Linked DNA regions of Homo sapiens: region 2 is linked to region 1. A link is a loop called in an ENCODE intact Hi-C map of the cell type or tissue named here. Cell type or tissue: heart left ventricle. All regions are shown on one strand. Each heading gives the region's core, and the rest is flanking DNA. Links, peaks and the distances in the headings are about the cores only.

The links. Peaks named below come from ENCODE experiments on the same cell type or tissue, not always from the same donor. Only the 100,000 strongest peaks of a DNase experiment are listed, where the experiment ranks them.
Region 2: a loop joins it to region 1, with 2.7 times the contacts of the local background. A loop is called at or near these places in 27 of 110 quality-filtered maps.

The regions. Positions count from the first base shown.
Region 1 is chr4:2,760,920-2,768,619 of GRCh38, reverse strand. It overlaps LOC102723763 (a long non-coding RNA gene), which reads right to left and starts at 6,888. Exons shown (of 3, transcript XR_001741552.2): 1 at 6,469-6,888; 2 at 4,771-4,880. RefSeq lists a silencer at 4,100-4,649 and enhancers at 4,840-5,408, 6,212-7,036. In heart left ventricle, for the core only: CTCF peaks have their summits at 4,146 and 4,350 (motif pointing left); DNase peaks (open chromatin) are centred at 4,349 and 4,912; H3K4me3 peaks cover 1,192 bases; H3K27ac peaks cover 462 bases.
Region 2 is chr4:2,943,996-2,951,695 of GRCh38, reverse strand. NOP14 (NOP14 nucleolar protein) reads left to right here. Exons shown (of 18, transcript NM_001291978.2): 7 at 451-582; 8 at 1,483-1,762; 9 at 3,288-3,418; 10 at 4,085-4,170; 11 at 5,149-5,284; 12 at 6,467-6,568; 13 at 7,470-7,623. It overlaps NOP14-AS1 (NOP14 antisense RNA 1), which reads right to left. Exons shown (of 4, transcript NR_015453.2): 3 at 4,576-4,823; 4 at 618-1,543. Among named protein-coding and RNA genes, the nearest start is that of NOP14-AS1, 12 kb to the right of the region's middle. RefSeq lists an enhancer at 3,862-5,061. In heart left ventricle, for the core only: a CTCF peak has its summit at 2,611 (motif pointing left); no DNase peak of the experiment used is centred there.

The DNA.
Region 1 (7,700 bases), core at 1,450-6,449:
GGTTCGTCTTCCTCGGCAGTTTCTGTCTTCAAAAACCTCTTTGTTATAAGTAACTCTTTACCATCAAACATCTTAATTTGCAGACTGCGCTGTAGCCATCACCCAACACCGGAGTTGAGTGGTAACACCTTGGCTATCAGCAGACGCCTCAGATGGCACCTGAACCCTCACTGGCAGCTGAGATGAAGGCTCCGTGGGGATGAAATACAGACACCCCGCTCGGTGTGTGGAGGGGCTGGGGTTGAACAGGAAGGAGGCCAGAAGACGGCTTCTGGGAGGAGGAAAATGGCTCTGACAAGGAATGGGAGCCACCAAAGACCCAAGAGCCACCCTCACCTCCTAGCCCAGGGGCTGTGCAGCTCAGGGCTCTACTGGGCATCACCCTCATAGGTGGCATCACCTCTACCGTACGGGCACATCACCCTCATCCAGATGAGGTGGCCTGGGAGCAGCAGAGAGCATGGCACACGCCAGCTATCATGGGTGTTTGCTACAAATGTCTTTAATACACGACAAAAGTAAGCTGTGGCTAATTTTCATTGAACAGACGCAAACATCAAGGCTACAGAGAGGAAAGATCTGTGAAGGCCACCAGAGCCTGCAGGCCACACGCCAGGCCCTCCCACTCCGGGGCTGTGCAGGCTTCTTGCTGTGCTCGTCTGTCCTCAGCTGCCGTGTGCCACACCCACCCATCACTGGAGTTTGTCAGAGACGCCAGGCCGACAAGTGCCCCTGGGTTGTCACTCCTCCCACGTCCTTGGGATGCTGGCTGGGACAGCCCTGCTCTGCTGACCCCTCACTCCTAAGGGGCTCGCGGAAGAGGCCGAGGGTCTGAGAGCTGGCTCCTTGGCCCAAGGCAGGGCTGTCCAAATCCTAAGGTCCCTCTGCTCCCATAGGAAGGCTTCCAGAAGCCTCTCTCTGGGGCCAGGGCATCTGGGAAGATGTCCCGGCCCTAACTATGATTGGGAAATGGGGCAAGATGGAGAAAAATGGCGTTTGTGAAAGGGCTCCCGGGGATATAGTCTGTATCACAGGCAGACAGGGGCCTGCAGGACTGGGCTAGGGGGCTGGCTGGGGGAAGGCAGCAGGTGGGGCAGCCACACCTCCACTGGGCTGCTCCCCCAGAGCTGGTCTGAAGACAGGCAAGGGGTATGGCTGTGACCAACCCTCTCCTGGCACCCCACCCCCAGCAACCCCTGATATTGGGGTCACAGCTCAGCCTCTTCCACTTACTCACGCATGCATACCACATATATTTACTGAGCAGCTAAACATTCATTCATGCATGCATCATACATTCATTCATTTATTCCACAGTCACCTGAGGGCCCTCCCCTGTGCAGCACTGTGCCAGACCCTGGGGGTGCTGAAACCAATCAGGTCACTGCTTACGATGTCCCAAGCTCTCTCAAATGCCCCATCCCCAGCCTCAGCCTTCCTGCCCCAGATGAGGGCAGATCCATCCTCCCCACTGCTCAGGCCAAGGTCTTCAGGTCCTCTTTGATTTTCCCTAACCCTACCTCACCCCAGTCTGTATGAGTTTCCTGTGGTTGCAGGAAAAAATTATTTCAAACTCAGTGGCTTAAAACAACACAGAGTTATTCTCTGATACTTCCGGAGGTCAGAAGTCTGAGACAGGGGTCTCCCTGAGCTAAAGTCAAGGTGTTGGCAGGGCCACATTCTTTCTGGGGCTCTAGGGGAGAATCCATTCTTGGCTGTTTCCACCTCCTAGAGGCCACCGGCATTCCCTGGCTCGTGGCCCCTTCCTCCAGGCTCAAAGTCAGCAACACTGGGTCAAATCCTTCTCACACTGCGTTACTCTGGCCTTCTCTTCCGCCTCCCTCTTCCACGTTGAAGGACCCTGTGATGACATTGGGATCACCTGCTGACCCAGGGAAAGCTCCCTATTTTAAGGGTAACTGATTAGCAACTTCAATTCATCTGCTGCCTTTATTCCCCTTGCCATGGAAGGTAACACATTTACAAATTCTGGGGATTAGGATGTGGAAGTCTGGGGGCGGGGGTCATGATTATGCTGATTCTGTCGTTATTAGGAATTCCTCGCTCCACTTCAGAAGCCCCCCCAGAACCTGGTGGGTTCTCACCATCTCCAAGACCACTGCTTGGGGACAAGCTACCACCATTGCTTCTTTTCTGGATTTCCTCTCCCCAAGAATCCTACAAGGCTCCCATTTTGCTCCAAAGAAAAGCCAGAGTTCCCACGGTGGTCTACAAAGCCGCCATGACCTCGGCCCTAGTCCCTCCTCCTCCACTACGTCTGCTTCAGCCACAAGAGTCTCCTTGTTTCCTGCACTGGCAAACACACCCCTGCCTCTGGGCCTCTCCATGGGCTGTTCCCTCGGCCTGGAATGCTCTTTCCCCAGAAATCTCCCTCCTTGACCCTCTGTGCATCTGTGCTCAGAGGTCCTGTTAACACTGCCCTGGCCCCTGCCATAGCACTGCCATCCCTCTTGGCCCTCCAGGAAAAGGAGCAAGTTCTCCAAACCCCGCTAGTCCAGGAGGCATGAGCTGTGCTTGACCTGGCTGCACAGGACGACTGAGCTAAGGGGATTCAGAACAAAGTTTTCTCCCATAGGGTGGCCGGGATGCTCTCTGAGGCCTAGCATTGAGGAAGTAAAAGAATTACGGAGGCCAGGCGGTGGCTCACACCTGTAATCCCAGCACTTTAGGAGGCTGAGGCAGGAGGATCACTTGAGCCCAGGAGTTAAAGACCAGCCTGGGCAACATAGTGAGGTGCACCCCACCCCCGCCGCCATCTCTATAAAAAATACAAAAATTAGCCTGGTGTCGTGGAACACACCTGTAGTCCCAGCTACTCAGGAGGCTGAGGTGGGAGGATTGCTTGATCCTGGGAGGTAGAGGTTGCAGTAAGCCGAGATGACACCACTCCCTCCAGTGTGGGCGACAAAGCCAGACCTTGTCTCAAAAAATAAAAATAGGGGCCAGGCGCGGTGGCTCATGCCTGTAATCCCAGCACTTTGGGAGGCCGAGGCGGGCAGATCACGAGGTCAGGAGATCGGGACCATCCTGGCTAACGTGCTGAAACCCCGTCTCTACTAAAAATACAAAAAATTAGCCGGGTGTAGTGGCGGGCGCCTGTAGTCCCAGCTACTCAGGAGGCTGAGGCAGGAGAATAGCGTGAACCCAGGAGGTGGAGCTTGCAGTGAGCCAAGATCACGCCACTGCACACTCTGGCCTGGGTGACAGAGCCAGACTCCGTCAAAAAAAAAAAAAAAATGCCATAAAGAATAAGGATCATTATACTTCACGTATGGATGGCAAAAGAGGGCCAAAAATAGATATGGAGATAATCCAGATAATCATTAAGTATATTTAAGAATAGTGTCAACTTTGACCATTGTAATTGGTATAAAAATATGACAGATTTCTGGATATTTATATCCAGATTATACAATATATACAGATTATATTTTATAGATACTAATGTTTGCCAACATTTCTAATATAGAGTTTGAAATGTTTCATCAAAACATTTAATACATGTAAAATATATACAAAGTTAAATACAGTAAAATCAAAATAATGTGGAAACTAGAATCTACTTGACATATCTCCCTAGCAAGATAGTGTTTTTTTCCAACTGTACTATATTATATGAAAGTCCTGTTGCTATGCATATTCTGTACATGCCATGGCTACGTCTACAAATATGAAACAGCTAGAATAAACGGAAAAATCTAAACACCAGAGATGTTTTTACGTGGTTGTATATGAAATTATCATGTTGACAAAACAGCCAGATAATAAAGTTTTCAAACTCAAGATTTTTGTCTTATATGTGTAACCTCTGTTCTATTTGTTACAAATTATAAGTCTATGTTACTTAAGTGTGTGAATGAATAAAGGAAACATCTAGTTTAAAAAAAAAAAAAAAAAGACCAGCCTGGCCAACATGGCAAAACCCCGTCACTGCTAAAAATACAAAAATTAGCCGGGCGTAGTGGCGTGCACTGTAATTCCAGCTACTCGGGAGGCTGAGGCAGGAGAATCGCTTGAACCCGGGAGACGGAGGTTGCAGTGAGCTGAGATTGCACCATTGCACTCCAGCCTGGGCAACAGAGCGAGACTCTGTCATTAACAAACCAACCAACTTCCCCCAGCGCTCAGGGGCCCACGCTGGGGAGCAAAGTGGGTCTCCTCTGAGACAAACGTGGAGACTGCTCGAGAGCGAGGGTGGAGAGGTGCTGGGGGCGCTGGTCGGGGCGCGGGTTGCGGGACGGGGAGGGGCTGGGCGGGGCGCTCGCGCTCGCCTTCTGCCTGAGGCCTGGTCTGGGGCCGCGGGTCCACACCGCCTCCTCGTGGACACTCGCCGCGAGGGCCCGCGCCGCCCGCGGAGGCTGGGCTTGAGCCCACGGGAAATGAATACGGATCCTATAAGATTCGAGCTTTCATCACTGGGTCACCAGACGGTTCTGGGCGCGTGTCCGGGGTTCATCCTGAATATGCGCTGATGGGGCCGCTGGGCACGGTGGCGGTGTGGCCGCAAGGCCCCGCGGGGCCGCGCCCACCCGGAGGGTCCCATACCAGCCCCTCCTCCGCGCCCAGGCCCTGGCTCTCCCCGCTGCACCCCCGCTGCCCGCAGCCCTGAGCGCGCCCCGCTTTCGCTGGCGGGACAGCAGCGTCCTGCCAGGGTCGCGGCGCCGCACAGCCCGAATACTTCCTCACGAAACTCCAGAGACCCCTTCTGTACCCGCTGTGTCCCCCGGCCTGCCAGTAGCTCATGGTTACCTCAGGGTCCCAGACGCTTAAATGGGTTCTGGAATTTTCTCTGCCTCCTCTTGCCTTCCGGGAGCAAATGCGATGGTGGCTGCCAGCTGCTCGCCTACGCTTTTCTGCTCCTAAGGGCTCGACAAGGCAAATGCATTGGCTCAGGTCAGGACAAAGAGCAGGATGATTTCCCAAGGTCCCGGGGCACTGGAGCTGCGGGGAAGGGCAGCGGCCCTGAGCCGGGACCCCTGTGTAGGGGAAGACCCCTGCCCCTCCTGGAGGCCGGCCGGCTCTTACGGGTTTTGGCCTAGCATCCCCATGTGTGTCCGGAATTGGTGGGTTCTTGATCTCACTGACTTCAGGAATGAAGCCGCGGACCCTCGCGGTGTTACAGTTCTTAAAGGCGGTGTGTCTGGAGTTTGTTCCTTCTGATGTTCGGACGTGTTCAGAGTTTCTTCCTTCTGGTGGGGTTCGTGGGCTCGGCGGACCCTGCACTCGGAGCAGCCAGCCGGCCCCACCGGCCACAGGCAGTGAGGGGCTTAGCACCTGGGCCAGCAGCTGCTGTGCTCAATTTCTCGCCGGGCCTTAGCTGCATTCCCGCGGGGCGGGGCTCGGAACCTGCAGCCCGCCATGCCTGAGCCTCCCCCGCTCCTCCGTGGGCTCCTGTGCAGCCCGAGCCTCCCTGACGAGCGCCGCCCCCGCTCCACGGCGCCTAGTCCCATCAACCACCCAAGGGCTGAGGAGTGCGGGTGCACGGTGCGGGACTGGCAGGCAGCTCCACATTCACTGGGTGAAGCCAGCTGGGCTCCTGAGTCTGGTGGGGACGTGGAGAACCTTTATGTCTAGCTAAGGGATTGTAAATTCACCAATCGGTACTCTGTATCTAGCTCAAGGTTCGTAAACACACCAATCAGCACCCTGTGTCTAGCTCAGGGTTTGTGAATGCACCAATCGACAATGTATCTAGCTAATCTGGCGGGGACGTGAAGAACCTTTGTGTCTAGCTCAGGGATTGTAAACACACCAATCAGCACCCTGTGAAAACAGACCACTCGGCTCTACCAATCAGCAGGATGTGGGTGGGGTCAGATAAGAGAATAAAAGAAGGCTGCCCGAGCCAGGAGCGGCAACCCGCTGGGGTACCCTTACCACATTGTGGAAGCTTTGTTCTTTTAGTCTTTGGGTCCACACCGTGTTTACGAGCTGTAACACTCATTTGTTGAAGGTCTGCAGCTTCACTCTTGAAGCCAGTGAGACCGCGAACCCACCGGGAGGAACGAACAACTCCAGACGCACCACCTTAAGAGTTGTGACACTCACCGCGAAGGTCCGCAGCTTCACTCCTGAGCCAGTGAGACCACGAACCCCACCAGAAGGAAAAAACTCCGAACACATCTGAACATCAGAAGGAACAAACTCCGGACACGCTGCCTTTAAGAGCTGTAACACTCATTGCCAGGGTCCACAGCTTCATTCTTGAAGTCAGTGAGACCAAGAACCCACCAATACCGGAAACACATGGGCTGGGCCAGGCAAGGGGGACGTTTGGGGCTCAGTCTGTCCTGGTCCCTTCTATGGCTACTCCAGTCCCTCCCCTGCTTGCTGCACTCTAGCCACCCCTGGACTCCTCCAAGGGTCTTGATCAGGCCCTGCACAGGTCCCTGGGGCTCTGCACTCGCCAAGCCCTCTGCCTAAGAGGTTCTTTGCCCAGATACTTACATTGTGTTCTCCTGGTCTTTATCCACGGGTCCCTGACTTTCCTGACCTCCCTGAAGGAAAGCCAGGAAGAGTGGAGAGGTCTGAGCTAGGAGCCTGTGGGAGTCAAAGAAGGTGCCCAGAGGAGGAGAGGAAGAGAAAGGGTGAGCCAGGTGGGGGGACTCTGCCCACCCCTCATACCCCGGCTGAGCCCTCCCATGCCTGCCTGCTCCCGTCAACCTCCCACCTCCCTGCTGAGTTGGAGCCGGGGGAGCCTGGAGGTGAGGATGTGCCAGGTAGGAGCCCCACAGGGGCCATGGGACACCAAGAGGTGATCCAGGAGGCATGCGTGGCAGCCCTGCCTCTGAAGTGTGGGGCCTAAGAGGGACCTGTTGGGCAGCTCAGGGCTTCTCCTTGGGGAGCTGACCCAGCCGTCTGTTCTGTGACCACCTTGACACCCACATCCAGTTCCTGCCGCAGTGCGCCTCTGTGAGCCCCACCCCCTGGCGGTGCTTGTGCAAACAATGGAAGGAATGAGTATTCCAGGCACTGAAGCAGCAGGCACAAAGTCCTGAGGCAGGAGAGAACTTGGTGTTTTTCATGGGAAGGAGTCAGTATTCCAGGCACTGAAGCAGCAGGTACAAAGTCCTGAGGCAGGAGAGAACTTGGTGTTTTTCATGGGAAGGAGTCAGTATTCCAGGCACTGAAGCAGCAGGTACAAAGTCCTGAGGCAGGAGAGAACTTGGTGTTTTTCATGGGCTCTTTCAGAATGACTGGTCTACAGTGAGCCGGAGAAAGGGGTGCAGATGGGTCTGAAAACAGCAGGGCCAGTGGACCACGCAGGCCTCAGCAGCTTCATCTGTGGGTGGGGCTCACGTTTACTCTACCCACCCATTCTGGGATTAGTAGCTACCCAGGGCTTTGCTGCTCTGGGGTGCTGGTGTCTCGCATTAGGCCTTCTCTTGCATGATCTCTGCTGATATCCACTGGCCATGCAGCCTCGAGCAGGTGGGGACAGACTTGGTCTACTCCAGGGCAGGTGCCCAAAGTCACACGGCAAAAGGGCGTGGCGGGAGGTGGTAAAAAGCTGGGAGCAACAGTCCATCTAGCACAAATACACATTTGCTGCAAAAAGCCCTGTTGTCAAGACAGTCCTCAGGTTTGACGATTCAGTAGAAGGACTCACAGTTATTCATTACAGCAAAAGGACACAGAAGAAAATCGGCAAAGGAAAAATAAGGCACATAGAGCGGGCC
Region 2 (7,700 bases), core at 251-5,250, 180 kb before region 1:
TGCCATCACAGCTGGCTCAGCTGGCTGTTTTGACATAACCACATCACTAGCTTCTTCCCGTGTCCAGTGTGTGGTCAAATAGTGGAGGCCGTGGAGCTGCTTGCTCTTGGCGTCCTGGCTCCTATTCTCTCGGTGCAGGGGGTGATGAGTCCCAGTCGGGGCTGGCCAGCAGAATTGGGCTGTGAAGGCCTCAGAATAATAGGCTTGCCTGGTGACTGGAGAGTATTGGCCACAAAGTTTGAACAGTTGATTTTGTTAAATGAGGAATGTGCTGCTTAGCTAGTGTTTGCATGCCTGATTGAAAACTGCAGGCAGAAAGCAGGCTGGATGCACCAGCCTCAGAGCTGGGAGGACCGTAGGCCCAGCCCGCTGCCCAGGGCAGGACTGCACGGCCCCCTCACCATATGTTGGAAGAGTGTGCTCTAAGACATCTCATTCCTTCCTGCTCAGGCTGAGAGACTTCGAAGAATGCTTGGAAAGGATGAGGATGAAAATGTTAAGAAACCAAAACATATGTCAGCAGATGATCTGAATGATGGCTTCGTGCTAGATAAAGATGACAGGCGTTTGCTTTCCTACAAAGTAAGATGTTTGCCTTCATTTTCTCTTTCTCTCTCTTTTTTTAATTTAAAAACATTTTTTTGGTATTCATTTTAGGGATTTATTACAGTTGGGAATTTTAAATCTTTTTAACCAGTTTCTCTAAAGTTCTTTATCTGGGTGTTTATGGTATATCAGATATTAAAACTTTAGAGAGAAGACTTTAACAATAGTATGTGCACTCACTTGCTCACGCTCTCTTTCTCACTCTCTCTCTCTGTCTCAAAGGAACACAGATAAAACTGATTACTCGGTTAACATCAACTACTTTTGTTAATAACTGTATGATTCTATCTGCATGACCTCATCATACTATTGAGGGAGCTAACTCAAGGCTAGAGTTGTGAATTTTCTTTGAGTGATGTCATTGAGTTTCCATGACTGGTGTAGTTTTTAATTCACGAACTTTATAAATCGGTACCCTTTTCTCGTTTTAAGAGTGTATCAGTCAGGGTCCAGGGAAGAAAAATAGGCAGGACAGGTTTCAAGCAGAAGAGATCCACACAGGAAAATGGATACTGATAAAAACACTAGGTTACCTGGAGGAGCAGAAGGTGCTGTAGACACTCCTCCTGCTAAAGCCCGCAGCCACTGTACACCTTCCAAATCCCAGTCCCATGCTGCTCCCTGGCAAAAGCTGAACCGCGCCCAGCATCCTGCCGCAGGGTTCTCTAGCAGCCTGTAGCTCCTGCGGCTCGAATAGCCTAGAAGCGGGTGGTGGGCAGGAGGCCTAGTGCCAGTGGGCAAATGGAGCACACAGGTTTGTGTTCCTTGCAACCACGTAGAAAGCCCTGATGTGGGCAGCCTCTTGATGTGGCTGTGAGATGGTCCAGCGTTGTCTCCGCCTGTCCTCATGCCCTGTGGTTTCCACGCTCTTGGTAGGATGGAAAGATGAATGTCGAGGAAGATGTCCAGGAAGAGCAAAGCAAGGAAGCCAGTGACCCTGAGAGCAACGAGGAAGAAGGTGACAGTTCAGGCGGGGAGGACACAGAGGAGAGCGACAGCCCAGATAGCCACTTGGACCTGGAATCCAACGTGGAGAGTGAGGAAGAAAACGAGAAGCCAGCAAAAGAGCAGAGGCAGACTCCTGGGAAAGGGTTGATAAGCGGCAAGGAAAGAGCTGGAAAAGCTACCAGAGACGAGCTGCCCTACACGTTCGCAGGTGGGCAAGTGCGCGGGTTTCCTCAGGTTCTGGGATAACCTTTATGACCTGGCCATAGCTGTGTGTGTTCGTCTCCCTCCCAGGGGTTGCATTTGTGGAATGGGGACCAAGGATGCCCTTGGGAGTGCCTGGACACACCCCTGTGTCTGCTGATCCAGGTCTTAGAGTGAGTGGTCATCTTAGTTTGTGACTGTGGTTCTGTAGGCCGGCCCCCGATGGGCCAGATGCGCCTCTCTCTAGTGGTACCTTCACCTCCCTTTTAGTATATGGTCAGCCTCTTGTGGTGGACCAGAGGGGCAGGGCTGGGGAGGTGGGTGAGCATCTGCGAGAAGGCTTCCATGTTCCCACCTGGGCCTCCTGTTTGGCCACGTAACATTTTAGATGGAATATACAGTGTTGTTTTGTCTAGTATGTGGAGAAAAATTGTCCAGGCCAGGTGCGTGGCTGATGCCTATAATCCCAACACTTTGGGAGGCCAAGGTGGGTGGGTCACTTGAGCCTTGGAGTTTGAGACCAGCCTGGGCAACATTGCGAAACCTCGTCTCTACCAAAAATATAAAAAATAAGCCTGGTGCAATAGCTTGTGCCTGTGTTCCTAGCTGGTCAGGAGGCTGAGGTGGGAGGATCACTTGAGCCTGGGAGGCGGAGGTTGCAGTGAGCCGAGATTACACCACTGCACTCTAGCCTGGGTGACAGAGCAAGACCCTGTCTCAAAACAAAGAAAAGAAAAATGGTCAGGTTCTAGTAAGCAATGCCGAATTATTCTGTGCCTGCCAGACGCTTCCAGAGGAGAAGCTAGTGGTGAAGCTGGCCTCTGTGAAGTGCCCTCTGGTGGCAAGAGTCTCCTGAGCTGACACTGCTTGGCTCACAGTGGCTCCTTCCAGGTCCTTCTGAAGCAGTCTGGGCACTAAACCCAGCACCCTGCCACCAAGATGCTCTGAAACTGTGGGTGTTTTAGCAAATTCCTAATCAAGGAAAGGTGGGAGGGCATTTCCTTATTAGCCTGTTCCCAGGTGCGTGATCGCACCTGACAGCCCAGGTCAGGATGGCTGAGACCCCTCCAGGTGTACCAGGGCAAACGCTGGTGGGTTTGTTGTGATCGTGAAGTAGAATAGTTATATAAAATTACCTCTCTGTCAGCAGACATGTAAGTAATTCTCATTTTAAATGTGAAATGTGGGCCAGGTGCGGTGGCTCATGCCTGTAATCCCAGCACTTTGGGAGGCCTAGGCAGGCGGATCACCTGAGGTCAGGAGCTCAAGACCAGCCTGGCCAACACGGTGAAGCCCTGTCTCTACTGAAAATACAAAAATTAGCCGGGCATGGTGGCGAGTGCCTGTAATCCCAGCTACTCAGCAGGCTGGGGCAGGAGAATCTCTTGAACCCAGGAGGCGGAAGTTTCAGTGAGCTGAGATTGCACCACTGCACTCCAGCCTGGGCAACAGAGCGAGACTCCATCTCAAAAATAAATATATATACATATATATAAATGTTAAATGTGCAGTATGTTTTGTGTTTTTGATAGCCCCTGAATCCTATGAGGAACTGAGATCTCTGTTGTTAGGAAGATCGATGGAAGAGCAGCTTTTGGTGGTGGAGAGAATTCAGAAGTGCAACCACCCGAGTCTCGCAGAAGGAAACAAAGCAAAATTAGAAGTACGTGGATTGAGTGTGTGTGGAGCGCTGGGAGTGTCAGCATAGCCCCGTATATGAATGCCAGAATTGTGTGAAGTTGTGCAACGGCCATGTGTGCCTCAGGCCAGATGGGGCCAGCCCGTCACATGGTTACCTATGATGATGGCTGGGAGTACTTGGTATGGCACCGGCAGAGGCCTCCCTTGGCTTTGGCCCCTCTCTAGGCCTCGTGCCAGACCCAGCCAGAGGCAGGCATGGGGACCTTCACCTTCATCTCACAGGGGAGGACACTAGGGTTCACATAGCCAGCGTGTGGCAGAGCCAGACTTTGCTGTGGCAGATAGGTGGCTGTGATCGTGCCTCTTTCAGTGAATGGTGGATATTGCCTGTGAGGAGGACGCCGTGCTGCCCGTGTTCCTCGTCGTGCTTTCCTAGTGGTGTGTTGTCAGCTGTTCTGTAGAAGGATGCGCCTTGCCCTTAGCTTTCTCCCCCCTACACCTTCTAGTGCTTAGCAAGTTCTAGCAGTGTATTTGCTTACATTTTAGAAGGCTGCTCGTGTCTGTCACCCTGGGCTCCCCTGCCCCACCTGGTTGTCACCAGAATGTACGTGATCCAGAAGCTGTGTGCCTGTGGCTTTGTTCTTGGTGCTGAGCACTGAGCTTTATTTCCCAATTCATGTTCCTGCAGAAACTGTTTGGCTTTCTTTTGGAATACGTTGGCGATTTGGCTACAGATGACCCACCAGACCTCACAGTCATTGATAAGTTGGTTGTGTAAGTAAAAATGGTGTGTCATCTGGGATGTGGGGTTAAGCAGAACAATTTTTCTCCCATTTAGAGTCATAAAAATACATTCCAGAGTTACTAAGGTAGGTGGAATGATGGTGTCAGCATGCCAAGTGGGCAGGTGGTCACCCAGGGCTTGTGAGCCTCACAGCGCAAGCCGGCTTCTCACACGTGCCGCTCCAGCCACTGTAGAGCTGGGACTGACTTTTAACCACAAACAAGTTGATTTTGAAACAAGTGAACCCCTTTAGATTTGTGGCTGGGATGGGGTGGCTCATTGTAAGTTTCAAGCTCTGGGTGACTGAGCGGTATTTGGAAAGCACGGTAGACACCCCGCCCCTCACCCTTCAGTGAAACCCAGTTGGGTGGCTTTGCATGCCAGGGAGTGTGTACCTCTTGTCTGCATGGGGACCGCCAGGGCGAGCTCCTGCCCTCGTTGCCCTCTAAGGCTGTGTGACCCACTCAGTGGCTCCTGGCCCCCAGGGCTGGTGGCTGGAAGAATGCCAGAGGGGCAGAGTCCTCAGTTGAGAGGCGTGTGTTGGCTTCGGATCCATGAGAGTGCACACCAGCTTCCTGCCCTGTGCCGCGCGGAGCTCTCCACGTCATCTTCTGCATGCATGGAGGCACTATCAAAGAAGTACCTGTCGTGAGGAATAAATGAGTTAATATGGAAAGTGCCTTGGAGCTGTCAGCTGCAGCTGCCACACAGAGTGGTGCCCCCAACAACGTCTGTACCACAAATCGAGCTGTTTCTCCCACCACCTCCAGTCCATAATGTTATGGCCGAGTTTTTAGGAAATGGCAGAAGTGAGTGTAGACTCTTAAGAATGCTGTTAGAAAAAGCGGATTCATCCAGTTCTTACTTGCTCAGTCAACAGGTGACTGCATAGGAAAGTGGCTTGCAGGGCTTTTCTGTGTTTCTTATCTAAAGTCATTCTCTCCTGACTTTACATTTCTGCTTAACAGGCACTTATATCATCTTTGCCAGATGTTTCCTGAATCTGCAAGTGACGCTATCAAATTTGTTCTCCGAGATGCGATGCATGAGATGGAAGAAATGATTGAGACCAAAGGCCGGGCGGCATTGCCAGGGTTGGATGTGGTAAGCAGAGTTCAGTCTAGGCACTGCCCCTGCCACAGAAGTTCTGTTTGGCATCACAGAAGGTGGACGACGGGTACGATGCTCTTGGCTGTACCCTGTGCTTCCAGGGTGATGTGGAGTGAGCTGCACGGCAGCGAGGGTGATCTGGAGTGAGAGTGCACGGCAGTGAGGGTGATCTGGAGTGAGAGTGCACGGCAGTGAGGGTGATCTGGAGAGTGCACGGCAGTGAGGGTGATCTGGAGAGTGCACGGCAGTGAGGGTGATCTGGAGTGAGTGCACGGCAGCGAGGGTGATCTGGAGTGAGAGTGCACGGCAGTGAGGGTGATCTGGAGTGAGAGTGCACGGCAGTGAGGGTGATCTGGAGTGAGAGTGCACGGCAGTGAGGGTGATCTGGAGTGAGAGTGCACGGCAGTGAGGGTGATCTGGAGTGAGAGTGCACGGCAGTGAGGGTGATCTGGAGTGAGAGTGCACGGCAGTGAGGGTGATCTGGAGTGAGAGTGCACGGCAGCGAGCCTGGGAGGGGAGGGCACTCCTCCACTAGCCATGGACTAACGTGTGGGTCGTGCAGGGAGATTCTGGTTTGATTCCACGTGAATGGTGCTGTATTTGGTCCAGTGACAAAAACATTGGAAGGCAAATAGAACCACGGTATTGTCCTTAAGGGCCCAAGCCTGTGGGCTGGTTTAAATTGGTCTCGGTTTCTATGTTATTCAAAGGTTGGGAGACATTTGTACGCTGAGATTTTTAACAATTTTATAACAGCCTCATGCTGTATTTTCAGCTTTAGTAACTTTAAGGAAATACTTGCTGAGATACGCTCTTTATTCTGTTGCCTGGTGTTTGTGTTGAAATGGATTCACAATAGTTAGCAGAAGCTTAAAAATGTAGGACTTAGGTTAGTGATTTTTAATCAACTCCCCAAAACATGATCTGAGCCCGTGTCTATAACCATTGTTGACTGCTTTGAAGTCTTCATGGGCCTCAGTGTCCTCACTGCACGTTTAGCTGGTTGACCCACGGTGGTTGGACGCCTGTTCTGTGACACTGAGGCCAGAGCTCTGGGCCAAGGAGATGCACCCTCTCCTCGCCAGATCCTGTTCTTGGCTCCGGAGTGTTTGCGGGGAGGGCATATGGATGGACTTCATTTACCTTCTTTAACCTGTGGTAACACTTTCTTTCCAGCTCATTTATTTGAAAATCACTGGGCTGCTATTTCCAACTTCCGACTTCTGGCACCCAGTGGTGACCCCTGCCCTCGTGTGCCTCAGTCAGCTGCTCACCAAGGTGCGTTCTCTCCACATGCGGCAGGGGTCGGCCTGCTGCACCACGGGTGGCCGGAGCCACAGCCCCTCGGGGCCTTGTGGAACATGAGTGTGGCTGTTTAAGGGCTGCAGAGACCGAGCACTGCGGTTAGGCCAAAGAGGGCCCATCTAAAAGAGCCCCGGCTCGAGCAGCCCCAGATGTGGGTGGGAGTGGGAGGGCCTGGTTTGGCACCTCAAGGTTACAGATGGTGCTACCCCAGAAAACAACCTTTCAAGTTAGTGGTGAAGTTATCCAGTGTGATGATAAGGGCTTTTGTTCCCTTTTTGGCTTAAAAAGTTCAAGCTGTTCCTTTTTCTTTATTAGGCATGTGATTGGTACATGCTTAGTGCAGTAATCGTACGCTCTGTATGGGTGGAAGGAACTTTATAATCAGTATAGCTCTGGCCAGGCGCGGTGGCTCACGCCTGTAATCCCAGCACTTTCGGAGGCTGAGGCGGGCGGATCACCTGAGGTCGGGAGTTCAAGACCAGTGTGGCCAACATGGCGAAACCCCGTCTCTACTAAAAATACAAAAATTAGCTGGGTGTGGTGCCACATGCCTGTAATCCCAGCTACTCGGGAGACTGAGGCAGGAAAATCACTTGAACCCGGGAGGTGGAGGTTGCAGTGAGCCGAGATTGTGCCATTGCACTCCAGCCTGGGTGGTAAGAGTGAAACTCCGTCTCGGGAAAAAAAAATCACTAAAGCTCTTTATCTTGTTTTCATCTCATTTGATGCTCTCGACACTGCTATAAGGTGCGGGGGTTCCCTCTGTACTTGTGAAGCTCAGTGGGGTGCGTGGTTCATCAGGGAAGCCCGGTGGTCGGCCTAGCATGGCATGACATCGTCCCAGGACAGTAACCCCCCATATGTTCCTTTCCAGTGCCCCATCCTGTCCCTCCAGGACGTGGTGAAGGGCCTGTTCGTGTGCTGCCTGTTCCTGGAGTATGTGGCTTTGTCCCAGAGGTTTATACCTGAGCTTATTAATTTTCTTCTTGGGATTCTTTACATAGCAACTCCAAACAAAGCAAGCCAAGGTGAGTTGATTTGAGGGAGGTTCCTACAAATATGTTATACTTTAGAATTTTTTTAAGTAGTTCATACTCATTGTAGA